Regions from separate parts of the Mus musculus genome. Here region 2 is linked to region 1. The links are chromatin loops, found by intact Hi-C in ENCODE. Cell type or tissue: left cerebral cortex. All regions are shown on one strand.

The links. Hi-C counts contacts between places; a loop is a spot of excess contacts. Peaks named below come from ENCODE experiments on the same cell type or tissue, not always from the same donor. Only the 100,000 strongest peaks of a DNase experiment are listed, where the experiment ranks them.
Region 2: a loop joins it to region 1, with 4 times the contacts of the local background. A loop is called at or near these places in 38 of 42 quality-filtered maps.

The regions. Positions count from the first base shown.
Region 1 is chr8:14,948,181-14,956,180 of GRCm38, reverse strand. It overlaps Arhgef10 (Rho guanine nucleotide exchange factor (GEF) 10), which reads right to left. Exons shown (of 29, transcript NM_172751.3): 12 at 1,669-1,746; 13 at 1,253-1,432. Gm35285 (a long non-coding RNA gene) reads left to right here and starts at 5,717. Exons shown (of 4, transcript XR_003947514.1): 1 at 5,717-6,397; 2 at 6,670-6,761; 3 at 7,926-7,977. In left cerebral cortex, a CTCF peak has its summit at 3,717 (motif pointing left); a DNase peak (open chromatin) is centred at 3,706.
Region 2 is chr8:15,032,114-15,040,113 of GRCm38, reverse strand. Kbtbd11 (kelch repeat and BTB (POZ) domain containing 11) reads right to left here. Exons shown (of 2, transcript NM_029116.2): 2 at 6,781-8,000. Gm35340 (a long non-coding RNA gene) reads right to left here and starts at 3,325. Exons shown (of 3, transcript XR_003947518.1): 1 at 3,150-3,325; 2 at 723-2,190; 3 at 1-612. In left cerebral cortex, a CTCF peak has its summit at 4,315; DNase peaks (open chromatin) are centred at 2,419, 3,190 and 4,471; H3K27ac peaks cover 255 bases.

The sequences.
Region 1 (8,000 bases):
ACATGTGTGTGTGTGTGTGCATGTGTTTGTGTGTGTGTGCATGTGCCTATATATTGATGTTGAAACTTATACGATTGGTTTTGCCCACTTCATCAAGTATTTGCACCAACTCCATGGAAACGGAGCCTGGCAGCATCATGCTTAGGAGGCTGAGGCAGGACACCAAGAGTTCAAAGGCAGCCTGGGATACAAGGCAAGAGTCTGTCTCAAAAAATATAACACCGCCAATGTGATGACTCAGGGTAGAGGTGCTAGCCTGACAAGCTAAGATCAGTCCCACACGGTCCTGAGTTTAAGACCCACACAGTGGAGGAAGAGAGCTGGCTACAGAAACTTGTCCTCTGACCTCCATGTGTGTGCTGTTCAGCATATACAGTAAATAAATAAAACTTTAGAAACAAACAAACAAAAGTAACTTTCATAAGTCTGCTATGTTACTAATGCAGCATTATTTAAGTAGCCTAGTACTTCCCAACAGATTTTCATGCTTCTGTCCTGTTGACAGCGTTACCTCACACAAGCACAGAGCTAATCTGCTCCATCTGCATGCAGCCTTCTACATCTAGACTGAAAGGCGAACAACACACACTGTGCGTGAGCCATGTGAAGAGCAAAGACTAAAACTACCCCAAATCGGTGACATGGTAATGCTGTGCCCTTGGCCTCTGGGCAGCTGCTTCTGCTCCCAGGAAATGTCACCTGCATGCTGTCTCAGCATCACAGTCCCCTGTCATGTACAGAACCAAATCCTATATCCACAGGACAAAACATCCAGGGCAAAGTTTGAGGGGAACAACCTGGTGTTTTCTGCCTCATGTTTTATATGGTCACCAGGCATACTGTATAGATAGAGTATGCGCTACTTTAGGAAGATGCTCAGAGATGCTACAACTCAACAGGCAGGGCTCTCTCGCTCAGCACAAGAGCTGATGTACAACGATGGCACAACCAAATGTATGACTCAGTTAAATGACTGTGTAACCAAAACCTGATACAACACGTACACTTAACCCTTTCTGGACTTGTCTTCTGTCCGGAACCTCTGCTCAGGCTTCCTTGTCCCCTGAGAAAGGGGACCCCTGCTCCTTTCCTGAAGGTATAAACCGGGTCAGGATGTCAACACATCAGCACGCACCCTTATGAGCTCTGGGAAGTGATAGCACCCTGAAAGGGGCACGTGGCTTCGTGTTCTGAACCCACAGCACTTCAGGTGGGGAGGGGGTGGGGGGGAATGGTGTCTGCGGATGATTACCGAGGCCACAAAAACGTCGCCGATTGTTTCCACGACATCCCACTCGGACACGCGGCTGGCCAGCGCAATCTGGAACATGGAGTGACACTGCAGGATCTCCTTGACGCGGTAGAAAACCATCCTGAGCTTCCTGTCACTCAGGAGCCGGGGCTCCATCTCAGACAGCGGCTTCTCATATTGCTGCGCCAGAAACAAGTGTCAACGGTCAGTCACCCAGGGTGGCAGAAGAGGTCTTCTCGCTTCAAAACAAATCATGTGACTTTCACCGCCAGCACACAGTCACAACATTTACACTCTGGGGAGGATTTCTCAGACTTGGATGTTTTGGGTCACAAACACCTACAAAACACACACAACTAAAGTATGTACAATGGGTAAGAAAAGGTTATGAAGTATGCTGCACCATGCTTCCATACCTCCAAAATCCTCCGGAGAGCATCTACATAGTTCTTCTCGCTCTCAACAATGGAGCCCAGAATGTATCTTCTCACAACCTGTCGGAAATTGGAAAGTAAGATGGTAGAAACGTGTTTCAGGATACACACAGATAAACTTTACTTCTATGTTAAAGCTTGTTGATTTAAAAAAAAAATACATTTTTAGCCAAATGTGGTAGTGTGTGTCTTTAGTCAGCACTGGAAAGGAAGAGGTAGGTGGATCTCTGTGAGTTCAAGGACAACCTTATATATATAAAGCGTTTCCTGCCAGTTAGGGCTATACAATGAGACCCTGTCTCCAAAAAAAAAAAAAAAAAAAAAAAAGAAAAGAAAAGAAAAAAAAGAAAAAGAAAGAAAAAAAGAAAAAATTGTTAAAAAATAGAATTAAGAATTTCGGAAAAAGCATTCGACAAGATCCAACACTGTGCCCCTTCTTAGAATTGGGAACAAAACACCCATGGAAGGAATTACAGAGACAAAGTTTAGAGCTGTGATGAAAGGATGGACCATCTAGAGACTGCCATAGCCAGGGATCCACCCCATAATCAGCATCCAAACGCTGACACCATTGCATACACTAGCAAGATTTTATCGAAAGGACCCAGATGTAGCTGTCTCTTGTGAGACTATGCCGGGGCCCAGCAAACACATAAGTGGATGCTCACAGTCAGCTATTGGATGGATCACAGGGCCCCCAATGGAGGAACTAGAGAAAGTACCCAAGGAGCTAAAGGGATCTGTAACCCTATAGGTGGAACAACATTATGAACTAACCAGTACCCTGGAGCTCTTGACTCTAGCTGCATATGTATCAAAAGATGGCCTAGTCGGCCATCACTGGAAAGAGAGGCCCATTGGACACACAAACTTTATATGCCCCTGTACAGGGGAACGCCAGGGCCAAAAAATGGGAATGGGTGGGTAGGGAAGTGGGGGGGGAGCGTATGGGGGACTTTTGGGATAGCATTGGAAATGTAATTGAGGAAAATACATAATTAAAAAAAAGAATTAAAGGAGATCTTTGAGGAAATGTTTTAAGTGAAGTGTTAATAATTAGATACTTCTCTGTTGATACAACGGTCACCTTTTAAACATCAGATTATAAACTGAAGAGCCTATTAAACAGGTTGGAAAGATGGCTCAGAGGTTAAGAGCACTGGCTGCTTTTCCAGAGGTTCTGAGTTCAATTCCCAGCAACCACGGTGGCTCACAACCATCTATAATGAGACCTAGTGTTCTCTTCTGGCCTGTAGGCAAACCATTATATATATGTGTGTGTGTGTGTGTGTGTGTGTGTGTGTGTGTGTGTGTGTGTACATATATATAGTTAATAAATAAATCTTTAAAAATATACATATGAACTATAACTATGGCAGGGCAAATAAAACTGTAGCAAGAGAAGCAAGCTTGCTGGCTTATACAACATCAGTGGTCTGAATCAGTCAATCAGGTTTCGTGTCTCAACAGAAAGAGACGTGATGTTTCATATATAAATTGAAGGCAAAAAGAGCTTAAGTCTCAACCAAATAACACTACTGGCAACAGCAATCAGAGAGCCACCGGTCTTCAGTTAGAGCTGAGCACAAATGCCGGTGGGAGGCGGAAGAACAGGCAGTGTTTTGCTGAGACCTACCTAGGCAGGGTTAACTCTCTCCTGTCACTGAGAGGGGTGAAAACCTACATGTGAGATGCCTGCATTGAACACACAGCAGTTTCTGACTTTTCCATTGCTAATGTATTAGCATGCGGTTGTAACATGTCTGCAAGATGCCAGACACGACATTTGCTATTGTCATTGCCCCAAGTACACCCCTACCAAATATCAACTGCCAACAAATGGAACATACGGCATAATCCACAGTTGAGTTGCCCTTAAGCCAAAACTCTCAAACATACACATGCTCAACACATGCGTTTCTGCATACATCATCACTACACATGATGTGGACGTGTGTACACACATCACGTACCCACAGACTCACAGCAGACCTCTCTAGGCAGTGACATTATTGGAGAGTGCAGCAGTGCCACCTAGTGGCCTGAGACACACTTCCATGCAGAAAGCTCCTGTGGTTCAGATTTTGACCATGATTTATGAAACATTCACAAGACAGCCATTGCTCTCTTAGGAAAAGGACTACTTATTTAACCCACAAAACTAACTCTACAATAAGCCTTCCTAGGATATATAAAAAGGTAGGTGTGTGTGTGTGTGTGTGTGTGTGTGTGTGTGTGTGTGTGTGTGAACAGTGTGTAGGTCAGAGATCAGCCAGGCACTTTTTTTTGTTTGTTTTTTTGTTTTTGTTTTTTTCTGGTCTGTGACTCACCAGTTAGGCTGCTGGCCAGTGAGCCATAGAGGTCTACTTGCCCACCCTGGAACTTTTACACAGATTCTGGGGGCCAAACTTAAGTGTTCAGGCATGTGCAACAAGCACTTGAGCAACTGAGCTCTCTCACCAAGTGTTGTATTTTTAAAAAGATGTGTGAACACTGAGCTTGGTGGCTTAAACCTTAACCCCAGTTGTCAGGAGGCTGACGCAGGAGGGCCAACTACGAGTTCTGGCTACCTAGGGAGTTCCTGAGAGTCTTGCCTACAAATCAAGAACCCACCTCAAAAAATAAAGACGTGCCGCGCAGTGGTGGCGCATGCCATTATTCCAGCACTCGGGAGGCAGAGGCAGGCGGATTTCTGAGTTCGAGGCCAGCCTGGTCTCTGTACTCTAGAGTACACTCCTGCTGGTAGATCCAGGCAACTGTCTCTGCCAAAATTCAGAAGCTCAGACCCTACTACCCTGGGGAGTAACATTACCCACAGGCTAACCTAAGGAGTCACACAAATATAATGTAAGACCCTGAGATAACACCTTAGTCAAGACCGGAAATTGACATAAGGTGGTCAGCCTACAAAATCCCACTCCCTCACCAAGATTTCCTCGACACTGCGGGAGACATCCCTTTTTAGGCCACTAGAACTGATGCATCAAATGGCAATGCCGAGAAAGGAGTGGCGTGAGAGCAACCGGTGACAGAATGTCATCTAAGAGCTGCAGCTCCAAAGTCAGTGACAGAATGCCATCCCAAGAGCTGCAGCTCCAAGGTCAGTGAGTTAACATCGTCCTAAGAACCTGCTGAGGAAATCAGACTACAGTGAGTATTAGTCACTTGAGTCTGAGGGGCTCCGGACCATTCTGTCCATGTCTGAGGTGCTGGGGTGGGGGTGGAGGGGAGGGGGGGGTCGTCGTCACTGATGAGACTCGATGCCCTCGGGATGCAAATAGTTTTCAATAGTTTGCACCAATTCGAAAAATATAAATAAAGGCTGTGCTCCCAAAACAGGGCTTAAGAAGAAGAATATTCAACATATAGCATTTCTGGTTACTTAAACTACCTTCTTTCCATTTTAGAAAAGGAAAAGAAGAGAATCCAAAAGTGCCAACACCCCTAGTTTAAGCTTTAAGGACATAACTCTCAAAGAGAACTCAGTTGCCAGGAGGAAAAATAATAGACGTGATCGTGACGGTAGGAAAGCCAGCTGAACAATGGACGCAGGACTCCAAGAGCCCTGGCTCCAGGTCTGACGCAGCACTAAACTCCTCACCAAATCTTCATTATCACGTGGAAAGTGAGACCTCCAGGCCACACTGGGGTTAAACTCAACTATTGTGGCCAGGATATAAGGGCAGGACATAAGGGTGGGATTCAGGTCTATGGACTTGATGCAGAGATGTCTCTACTTAACAGTCACCTGTGTGACCCACAGAGCGCCTCCACCTTCATCCCCTGTCCTGTTAACCACAAGCACCCAAGAGGCTGCTGGGATTGTGGAGGTGTTGGTATCTCTTGTTTAAAATCCCAAGTGGGCTGGCCAGATGGCTCGGCAGGTCAGAGCACAGGCTGTGCAAGCCCGAAGACATGAGTCCTGTCAGCAGAGCCTGAGGTGAGAGAACTGACTCCTGAAAACTTCCTTCTAACGCCACACAAACCACACACACACACACACACACACACACACACACACACACACACACACACACACACACACAAAATGCAAATAAGTAAATCAATGAAACCAGAATCTCCTCAGTGGGTGTCTCCAAGATGCCTGGCTATGCTCCTGGCCATTGCTTCCTTGTGCAGTATCAGCCTCTCCTCACACACACGGCGCTTCTGCCCACTCTTTCCTTACACCCCTGCTCGCTATCTCCGTCTACCCCACACACCCGTCACTGCACACACCGCACACCACTCCACCCAAATACACTCACACACCTGTACCCTTTGTCTCCTCACACACCAGACACCGAAATTCAGTACCTCATCTCCCACACCCCCCGTCCACGGTCTCAAGACCTGCCACATCCCTGGTTACTTTATCACACGCTCTGCTTCCCTGTTTATGGTCGCCCCCACCAGCGCTGTCCAGCCCAGCCTATTCTTTTGGTTTGGATGGCATCTGCGGAATGTCTACCTCTGGTTCTTTCCATCCTCCCACCTCTAGGAATCTATGCCTAGCCCTGCCTCCTCTGGAACTGCCCCTCCTCCTGCCATTGACAGCATCTCCTCTGAACTTCCTTTCTGGCATAGGAATGTTGACGGAGGACAGGATCTGGATATCATTCAGATCTTTGTTCCCCATACCCGGCTGAGATCCTATAAACGGTCAAATGCTGGAAACAGTTAAGGCCAGAATGCGTCGGGAATGATGTTGGTAAGCCTTTCCATGCTATAACTCCCACTTAGGTGAGGTGGGGGAGCCACAGTAACAGAGAGAAAGTTCTGGGTTCCTGTGACAATCCACATCAACTGTTTGCTGGCCAGCAACTCAGGTTACATCCCCAGTTGTTAGCTCTTAGATACCCTCTAGCCTTTCTCAACTCTAACCCTGCAACTTAGTACTGTATATTGTTGGCCACGAGACAAGGCTTTAGGCAGACCTGTGATGAGACTGGAACATAAAATCAGATTTTTCTATGAGTTCAGATCGCTGAGTGGCCAGCTTTCTCTCTGGGAAATGGACACAGACAGCGGGAGCTTTTACGGACATATGCATCCAGCCTCAGGACTAATGACTGGTAATGAAGCAGGCAGCTCCCAGGCTGTCTACACCTCGCTGTGAGTGTGAATGTGTGTGTGTGTTACTGCATAAGTGAGTGTGTATATGTGTATTTGTGTGTTTGACAGAGTGTGAGTGTGTGGTCTACGTGTGTGAGTGTGTAAGTGTGAATGTGTGAGTGTGTGTACATGGGTGTGTGTGAGTGTGAGTGAATGTGTGTTTATGTGTGTGTGCATATATGTATATGTGTATAATTGTGTATGTGCCTGTACATGTGACTGTATATATCAGTGCATGTGTGTCTGTATGTGTGAGTGTGTGTATGTGTGTGTATGTGTATATGTGTGTTTGACAGAGTATGAGTGGGTGGGTCTACGTAAGTGTGTAGGTGCGTATGTGTGAGTGTACATGGATGTATGTATATATGTGTGTGTGTGTGAGTGAATGTGTGTTTATGTGTGTGCGTATATATGTATATGTGTGTGATTGTGTGTGTGTGACTATGTATGACTGATTTTGTGAGTGCATGTGTGTCTGCATGTGTGACTGCATGTGTGTGTGATTGTTTGAGTGTCTACATGTGAGTGTCTGCATGTGTGTGTGTGTGTGAGTGTGAGTGAGTATGAGTGTGTGTGTGTGTGTGTGTGTGTGAGTGTGTATGAGTATGTATGAGTCTAAGACACTGCTCATGGACCACATCTCTTTACTTCCTGCCACTTTTTCCTTGGTTCCGTTTTAATTCTAAGAGAGGCTAAGGTCACAGGGCCTGACCATTTATTAACTCCTAGATACCGTCTTTAACCTTTTCAACTCCAGCCTTGCAACTGAGTATTCACCGACACGTGATCTGTGTCTCTATCATCAGCCGTCTACCTTTCCAAGGGTTCACCATTAACTTGTTATCCATCTTCATTTGTGTGTCTATCTAATATTCCACCCGCCCATCCCTCCATCCATCCATCCATCAATCCACCCACCCATCCATCCATCTGTCCACTCACTCACCCACCCTTCCAACCACTGACCAATCCATCTGCCCACATATCCACCCATTTTATGGAATATAAATCATTCCCTCTGTTGTCTGTATGGAAAAGGCTCAGCTCCTACCCAAATAGTTTTCACTTCCTCAAAATCCCACAAACAGAACTATGATTTGTTTCTTGTGTTTTCCTTTCAACAGGAAAGTCAACTTGAAACCACTGACTTTTCCCCTCTGCATTAACTGCCAGATGGTAAGAAATCAACTATTCACAGA
Region 2 (8,000 bases), 84 kb before region 1:
CCGAGTACCCTGCAGGGCCATGGCTACTCTCATTTCCCTGAGCAGCATCGTGTAGAACGAACCTCGAAATAGCTCCTTCTCTGCCACAACCGTCCGTGGACTTTACCACTCAGAGTTCCCTGTAGGACCTTCTTCATCCATCTCCGGTGTAAACCACGGGTGCTGTGGTACCCACCCCATTCTCAGGTGAGGCTGTAACACAAAGGAGATCCCCAAGGGCCGCCACCTGCTATGGAGCTACCACAGCTTGGATATGGAATATTGAGAGCTTTGTCCCTGGTGGGTAAGTCAAGTCTGAAGAGCTGACTCCAGCCTGCAGCCTTGGATTTTGAAAGCCAAGTGAATCCGTGGTGGTAAAGGGTCAGTGGTCGGCTCAGCATTGATCCGTTCTCTAACAAACGCTTCAAACGTTGAGCTCTACTGAGAGCGAGATCCTATGAACTACTTGACACCTTGACTGGGTCGTGAAGGCGAAAGTGAAGGAGATCCTTAGATACAGGTTGTGGGGGGTAGTGGTGCAGGGGGAACAGGTCATATCTGTGGGGACAGGATGTCCTCATTCGTAGGAGTGTGGCGGTATCCTAAGGAAGAAGACAGAGCCTTGTCCGGTGCCTCAAATGAAACGTAAAGAAAGAATCGGAGTGAGAGGGTTCCACACCTAAAGAGCTTAAATCTAAAAGGAAAAGCACACGGTAAATCTTGGTACCCAACGGTGATCTTACCTGGTTCTCTTGGCCTGGTCTCCTCCCATGTCAGCTTTCTGGCAGCAGAGGACAGGACACTGTGGGGTGGGATATGAGCAACGGAGATGAAAACCAGAGGAGCAGTTAGAGACTCTGAGCAAAGGGTCCAGCAGGTGGTCACAGTGGGTCAGGCACAGCATCAGGACAAAGCACAGCATCAGGGCCAGGCACAGCATCAGAGCCAGGCACAGCATCAGGGCCAGGCACAGCATCAGGGCCAGGCACAGCATCAGGACCATCAGTGGGTACCACTGGGACTGATGGGCAGCATCACGGAGAAAGGCTTCGTGAAGCTGTACTGTACTGTTACTACCAGAATGGCAGGGAGGATCGGAGTCAGCCAGGCCTCCAGAGGAGGTAGGGAGGAGCCATATCTGCAGCCATGGCTCTGACCTTCAAAGAGATGGTAGATTTCAGAAGTAGGGCTTATAACAGGTTTGGGGATTGTGGGGCCCACAACCCAGGGCTCCTGAGAGCCATGTAGAGTGCAGCCCCCTGACCTCTTCTCCGTGGCTGTTCAAGATATGCAAACAATTCCTCCATACCTCTAGGACCTCAGGGGAGCCTTAGGGGATGTCCTTGAATGGTCACAGCAGCTTCTCAAGACACAACTCTTACCTCAGTCACCACCACCCCAGGCACCTTGGGAAACTCCGGTCCAGGCCAGGCAAGCCTCAGTAGAACCTCAGATGACCCGGCTCACAGGAGCAGCTTGACAAAGAACCACCTGAAGTGCCTGACTGGTGAAGTGCCAGGCTTGTGATTGGTCCTTAAATGAGTCTTTGTCTGTCTGTCTTTCTGTCTCTCTGTGTTTTTTTATTTTGTTTGTTTGTTTGCAAAAGGGTTTGTATAACAGCTCTCGCTGTCCTGGAACTAACTCTGTAGGCCAGGCTGGCCCTGAACTTGCAGAGCTCCACTTCTGCCTCCCAAGTTTTGGGATTAAAGGCGTGCCCTGCCAGCTGGCTCTTAAATGAGTCTTAAGAGAAGTGTGAATGGGAGCTATGCACATTCAAGTCCACTGCTGACCACATTATAGCCGCCCCCCCCACCCCGTCCTGTTTCGGACGAGCAGACTACTTCTCAGTGTAGACAGATTAATCTAGGGGGCTTCTCCTATATAATCCTATCCCTGTGTAGGGTCAGTAAAGGCCTCTTCTTGGTGGTCCACTTGTTTCTTTAGAGTGAGCTCCCAGTTCCGGGCACCCAGGAATAGCAGCTACAAGACAACTGGAGAAAGAAAGCCCTGAGGCTCTACGCCCTCAGTTCACTCGTCCTTCAGGAGGCAGCCGAAGGCTTCCAGAAAGTGCCAAGAGCAGTGTCTGTGGAGTCTACAGCACAAGGTGAGTGTGCAGAGGTCCAGGAGGAAGAACTGCAGCTGGAAGAACGAAGAGCACCAGGAAGCTCCCAAGGCTGGAGAGCCAAGCATCTCACACTGGAAGTCTGCAGGCTGGGAGAAAAAAAACTGCTAAGAGCAGAGGGCCCTGGCACCCAAAACTGGAGAACCACACACGCTTGTGGAAAGCCTAAAGTTCACTCTGATGGCCCCTAGCTTGGAAAGTTGGAAGGTGGAAGCTGGAAGCTAGGGCCAAGGACTCAGCGTCATGAGCCTCTGAGGTTTCTGCAGTCTACTGCATCTGAATGAAGCAGATGGACCCAGCTGTGGGTGTCTCCGGCTGGGTGGGGCTCTGGGAAGACACATCCCGATAGCCAGGGCTGCTCTCCTGCCTGCATTCACACACTTGGGTCTCCTCCTCTCCCATATTTGGTGGCTGATGTAAATCACAATTTGCCGTTTTCCACTCATCTCAGAACCCAGACCTCTGGTGGAAAAGCATTCGAATTGGACTGAGGAAATTATCAGTGATGGAGAGAAAGAGAGAGAGAGAGAGAGAGAGACAGACAGACAGACAGACAGACACACAGACACACAGACACACAGAGAGACAGAGGCAGAGAGACACAAAGAGAGACAGACAGACAGACTGACTGACTGACTGACTGACTGACTGGCTGACTGACTGACTTAGAGAGAGGGACTAGGAGAGAGTTTAAAGACACCAAGAAATCTCCAGAGATAAAAGACAAAGAGCACAGAGGATCAGGCAAGAGATGCCTGGTTCTCAGGATAAGATCTGTGAAAGACCAAGGATCTGTCTATCGATAGCGCTCAGCCTGGCCTTCTCCTGAACGGGCCTCCCAACAACTTCAAGAGCCCCTGACCCGTTTGTTCATGACAGATCACTCACTTTCTCCATGAGGGCTTTCTGGAACAACAGAAGCCACTAAAACTGTTCATCTGCCCCCAGCGACATCCGGCCAGAGCAGGGGGGGAACCAGGACAGGGGAAATCCAATTGGAGGGCCAGCCGGAGAAAGAGCATTTGTCCACCCGGCAGCCTTCACTAACCTCCTCCCCGCAGCTCTGGCTCGGGACAATGGGCACTTCTCTGCTGGTTCTCTGTTCTCAGTTGGACAGAGGGTAAACTGTGACAGGCAAGACCTACCAAAGAAAGTGGCCTGTGTACGGAGCGTGCCTGAGGTTCAGTGATGTCATGCTAAACACTGGAAGGAATGGGGACTGGGAGCGAGGCGGGTGTGGGAGTGGTGGGGGGTGGGGAGGTGGCGTGGGCGTGGCATGGGGTTGGGGTGGGGTGGTAGGCGTGGGGGTGGGGCAGCAGGAAAAGTACAAGGAGGAAGCAGATGTCCACAAAGTGAGCTTTCAGGTCACAGGTCTAGGACCAGCCGCTGGGGTTAAGGTCCTGAGTCAGCTGCCACCGGGGGTTGCGGTGGACACTCCAGGATGTTGAGGCCTGTATTATTCTGCACACACCTGGCTTTTTTTCGCTACCACCCACAAAGTAGATCCGGACGCTGGACTCCAGAGCACTGGTAGAGAACTGATAGAGAGTCGAGTGTAAAACACAGACTCTCAAGGCCTAGAGTCTGTATCACACTGAAGAAGCTGACTGGAAAGCTGGGTGTGGTGGCGCTCGCCTTTGACCCCAGCACTTGGGAGGTAGAAGCAGAAGCCAGCGGATCTCCAAGTTCAAGGCTAGCCTGGTTTACAGAACAAGTTCCAGGGCAGCCTGGGATACTACAGAGAAACCTTGTCTCAAGCGGGTGGGGTTGGGGTGTGCTGACAGAAGGCTCAAAGGCCAAGGAGCATTTTCAATATAAATGTTCCGCGTGGCAGAGGGGTGGCTATTCAGTTCTTGACCTCATAGATCCCAGGAAGTCCTTTGAAAGAAGCAGTGGGGTTTTTTTCTGGTTGTTCAAGTTTACAGACTTGCTGCTCCATATTTTAGATAATCATTATGCCACAAAAGAAAAATAGAACAACCCTGTCAGGCCGCACAACCAAGGTTAACATGGAATTCATGGGCAAACAGTTATACTCGGGGATGCCCAACTTGCAGTCAAGGTGCCCCAGAATAGCTATGAATGCAGCTCAACACACAAAAAGAGTAAACTTACTAAAAGGATGATCACCTTCCACTCTTTTAAGAGCCTGTCTTGTTAATATCTGTTATTGACTACTATTTGTATCCCCCTTGTGTAGTGATGGTCACGTTAGTAGCCAGAGGGCAGCACCATTGGGTTGATTCTCTCCTTCACGTGGCTTCCAGGGACTGGCCTCAGTTCGGAGACACCCTTGGCATGGGATTTCCTCAGCCTCTCTAGAAACATAAATCCTCTCACTGAATTTGGCACCACCTCAACTCAAATACGCAGGGCCAGGAGCTGAGTGGGATGTGGGGAGAGTAGGCAGGAATAGCCTTCAGCTAGATGCCCCCTCCCTCTGTGTGTGTGTGTGTGTGTGTTCTCTTAAGTGCAATCTGCTGATGGAACCATCATCTTGGCCTGTGTTAGCAAGGTGAGCATCCAGCCATTACCTAAGCACCCAGATGTCATTTTAAATGTAAGAAGCTTGAAACAGATACAGGGAGTTAAGAGCGACCCATTGTGTTTCAACCATCCTGATGTAAACGGTAAGGACTGGAGCTGGAACAACGAACTGAAGTCAAGGCTCATGTGCCTCACATACCTGGAACCTCATTTTCTGAATTCTGTGAATTCATTTTAACGCTCTGATACTTCAGACCCTGGGGAAAACACGCAGTGTGCCCTCAAAGCTCCAGCAGACTCTGGGTGTTCCTGCCATCACATTCACACATGTCCCTAAGATCAAGCGTGCTCCCCTAGAGTCCAAGACTTTCACCCCTCTCTAGTAAGAGGGCTCCAGTCATACTCCAGCCCCTCCTTGTGATCCACTCCTTTCCCCACTATTAGGAAGGGATAGGGGGACCCACCCTCCATGCTAGGCTAACCTTGGCTTCTACCTCTCCAAAGAGCATGCTTTGTGGGTAAGGATTTGGGCTTCCCTTCTCAGTGGCCCCAGCCCAGGACTAGCTAAGCTCGCCTGCTTCAGCCGCCTTCACAACTTCCTGCCCAGTCTCTGTAAGCAATACCCATGCATTGGGGTGCCCCAAATACATATAATCATCTGTGATCCCCCAGGTGTTGGGGTTCAGTATCTTTCTATGTATCCTAATGCTAAATTCTATACCCAAAGTTCAAGACCTACAAGTGACTTATCACATTTACAAACTTCTGTTGTGTAAATCTTGTCCCTTGATTTAACACTATTGGTTAAATAAAATTGGCTACAGCCAATTACCAGAGGGAATAGAGATGAGTGGGTTTGGAGTGACCTGGTTGGAGGAGAGAGACCAGGAGGAGGAGGAAGGAGAGGGAAGGAGAAAGCCTCTATGACGGGAGATGGATCATGAGCCTGTGGCCAAGAGAAACAGCAAGTATCTGGGATACACTGCTAGGGAGGTAGCCAGGCCAGCAGTTAGAAGAGTATATGAGGGGTGGTCAGATAATTGTCAAAGGCAAATAAAATCACTATAGTCTGAGTCTCATTTACTTGTAAGCTTGTCGGAGATAAGCTTAAATTGGTTAAACCATACCCAGGTCCTGTGTTTGGCTGAGTCTGCTCTGCACATCTGGTTCTCCTCAGCTCTTCCTGTCCCCTCTGCTCGGCTGGATCCCGCGCCCAACCCCCATCATTCAGTGGAGTCCCCTCTTCTCAACTGCCGAGACTGTCTTGGTTTATTTTGGGGGTGTCAGAAAGCCATGTGATGTAGGAGGCCCCGAGTCCCAACTGTGGAATCCTAGTGGACTCAAGCGATGCTCACAAGGACAGAGGATGCCAAGGACCGCCAAGACATTTCTAGTTCCCCATGAACCTCTCCAAGAGGTGTGGTTGACCATGTGACTATATCTTGTGTTTTCTGTTCTAAGATGTTTTGACATGCTAGGACTTGCTGCTGGTGAGAGACACCCCCTTCCTCCTGAATCAGTTCCTAGGAACAACAGCACGGGGTTTGGCTAGAATGTCCCTCAGACAGACCAACCCACCCACACCCTTCTCTGACTTTCAGATGCAAAACTATGCTCCCTACACTCTGAACTGCCCAGAACCCAGAGCCAAGAATTCAGAGAGGACCCCAAAGACCAGACAGAGCCAGGAAATCAGAGATAACCCCTCAAAACCCAGAACCTAGAATCAGTGACACTTGTCAACAATGAGTGTTATGCTCTGCCTGTCACCTACGGGAGTCACAGCAAAGGCCTAGTTTGGCCCACTCTCACTTTGTCCTGAACACCCCAACCCTCTATGTGTCCTTTGGCCTAGAGTGGCATACAATGAGCACACCTTGGTTTCTGGCAGCCTCGAGGATATTACAATACCACATATAGCCTTCATGGTTCCATAACCTCAGCCTCTCAAGTGACCAGGGCAGGGTTAGGCTGTGACCTGGCTACCAGTCAAGACAGGTAAAAACATGGAGGTCACGAACATCCTGAAGCTGACGGAGAGATGGAGGAAACCTCAGCATCCACCGGCAGCTGGCTGCAGTAACAAAACCCTAGGTGCCTTGAGGCTCATTAGAACCCAGTTATTACTGGTATACACCATACCTGTCATTCTGGGGGTAGAGGGCAGGCAGAGAGAAAAGAACACAGCAACATTTCAGGAGCACTGGCAGTTTCCGCATGGTTTATTTTGTCTTGGCATGGGTGACAAACATACAAGGTTTTACAGCATTTGTGCCTAGGGTGAAACTCAAGCGTCAGCACTCTAACTGCACACCCAGAAACAGCTGGCCCAACTTTGCCTCAAACAGGTGCTGATGTTTAGTAAATGGAGGCATATGGGTACTAGTTAGTAGTAGGTACTAGTCAGAGCTTTACCGAGCATGACGGAGTGGGGGAGTACAACATCACGCACATTGGAATACGCATAGACTTTGACTTCAACCCAAGCCTGGCTGCAAAGCCAGGTGAGGCTGCTGCCAAGACCTGTTTCCCGCCAGGTCCTTCAGCATCTTGAGGTGCGGCCCTCTTCATGGATGTGGGCCAAGCATCCATGACGTGTCTGCTTGGATAAACACAGATGCACCCGGAGCGCCGGCAAGAGTTCCGCGTTCAGTTGGAGTCATTACCTTCTTGTGAATAATATTGCAAAAGAAATGGGGACATTAAAAAAAACTGAATATGAAAATGAAAACTCTCTGTAAGCCTAAAGAGAAAACACTACACCAAAGAGCTATTGGGCTCACATCTGCCAACGAGACATTCCGAACCATCATGTCCTGACTCTACCGTGACTTCAGCAGAGAACAGTGCACCCTTCTGAGGTACTCCGTTTCAGCACTGGACAATGTTTGCTAACAGGTCACACAGACACCACCAGGACTAGAGGGACATCGTTTCCCCCCCATCTCCCACCCTCCATATAACAAAACTGATACAAGTAAGAAAATAAGCAGCCAGCAAGATTCCCCAGCACTCACTTCCCTTAGAGTAGAAGAAACCTCTGCCATCGTTTCCTTAGAAGCAGAAGCACATTTCAAGTCGGCCGAGCTGCCAAGTGTCTGCACTAGAGGTGGGGCTTGTCCCATGCCAAAGAACAAAACAGAAAGAAAAATAAAATCGAGAAACATTAGCTTGTTGCTAAGCTTCCAAACAAATCTTGGCAATATAAATGTAATCACCCGTCAACCAAACAGAAGGTCAATCTTTGTGTGTCTTGTCAATCATTTACTCCTTAAGATGGCACTGTCCTTTCAAACACTTGGGGTGGCTCTGTACAAGGGTTAATGTCCCCAGAACTGAGAATGGGTGTCCCAAGCACGTTAGCCTTATTTGACTCTTAGCCCACGGTCAGATCTGTGCTCATGCCAACCAA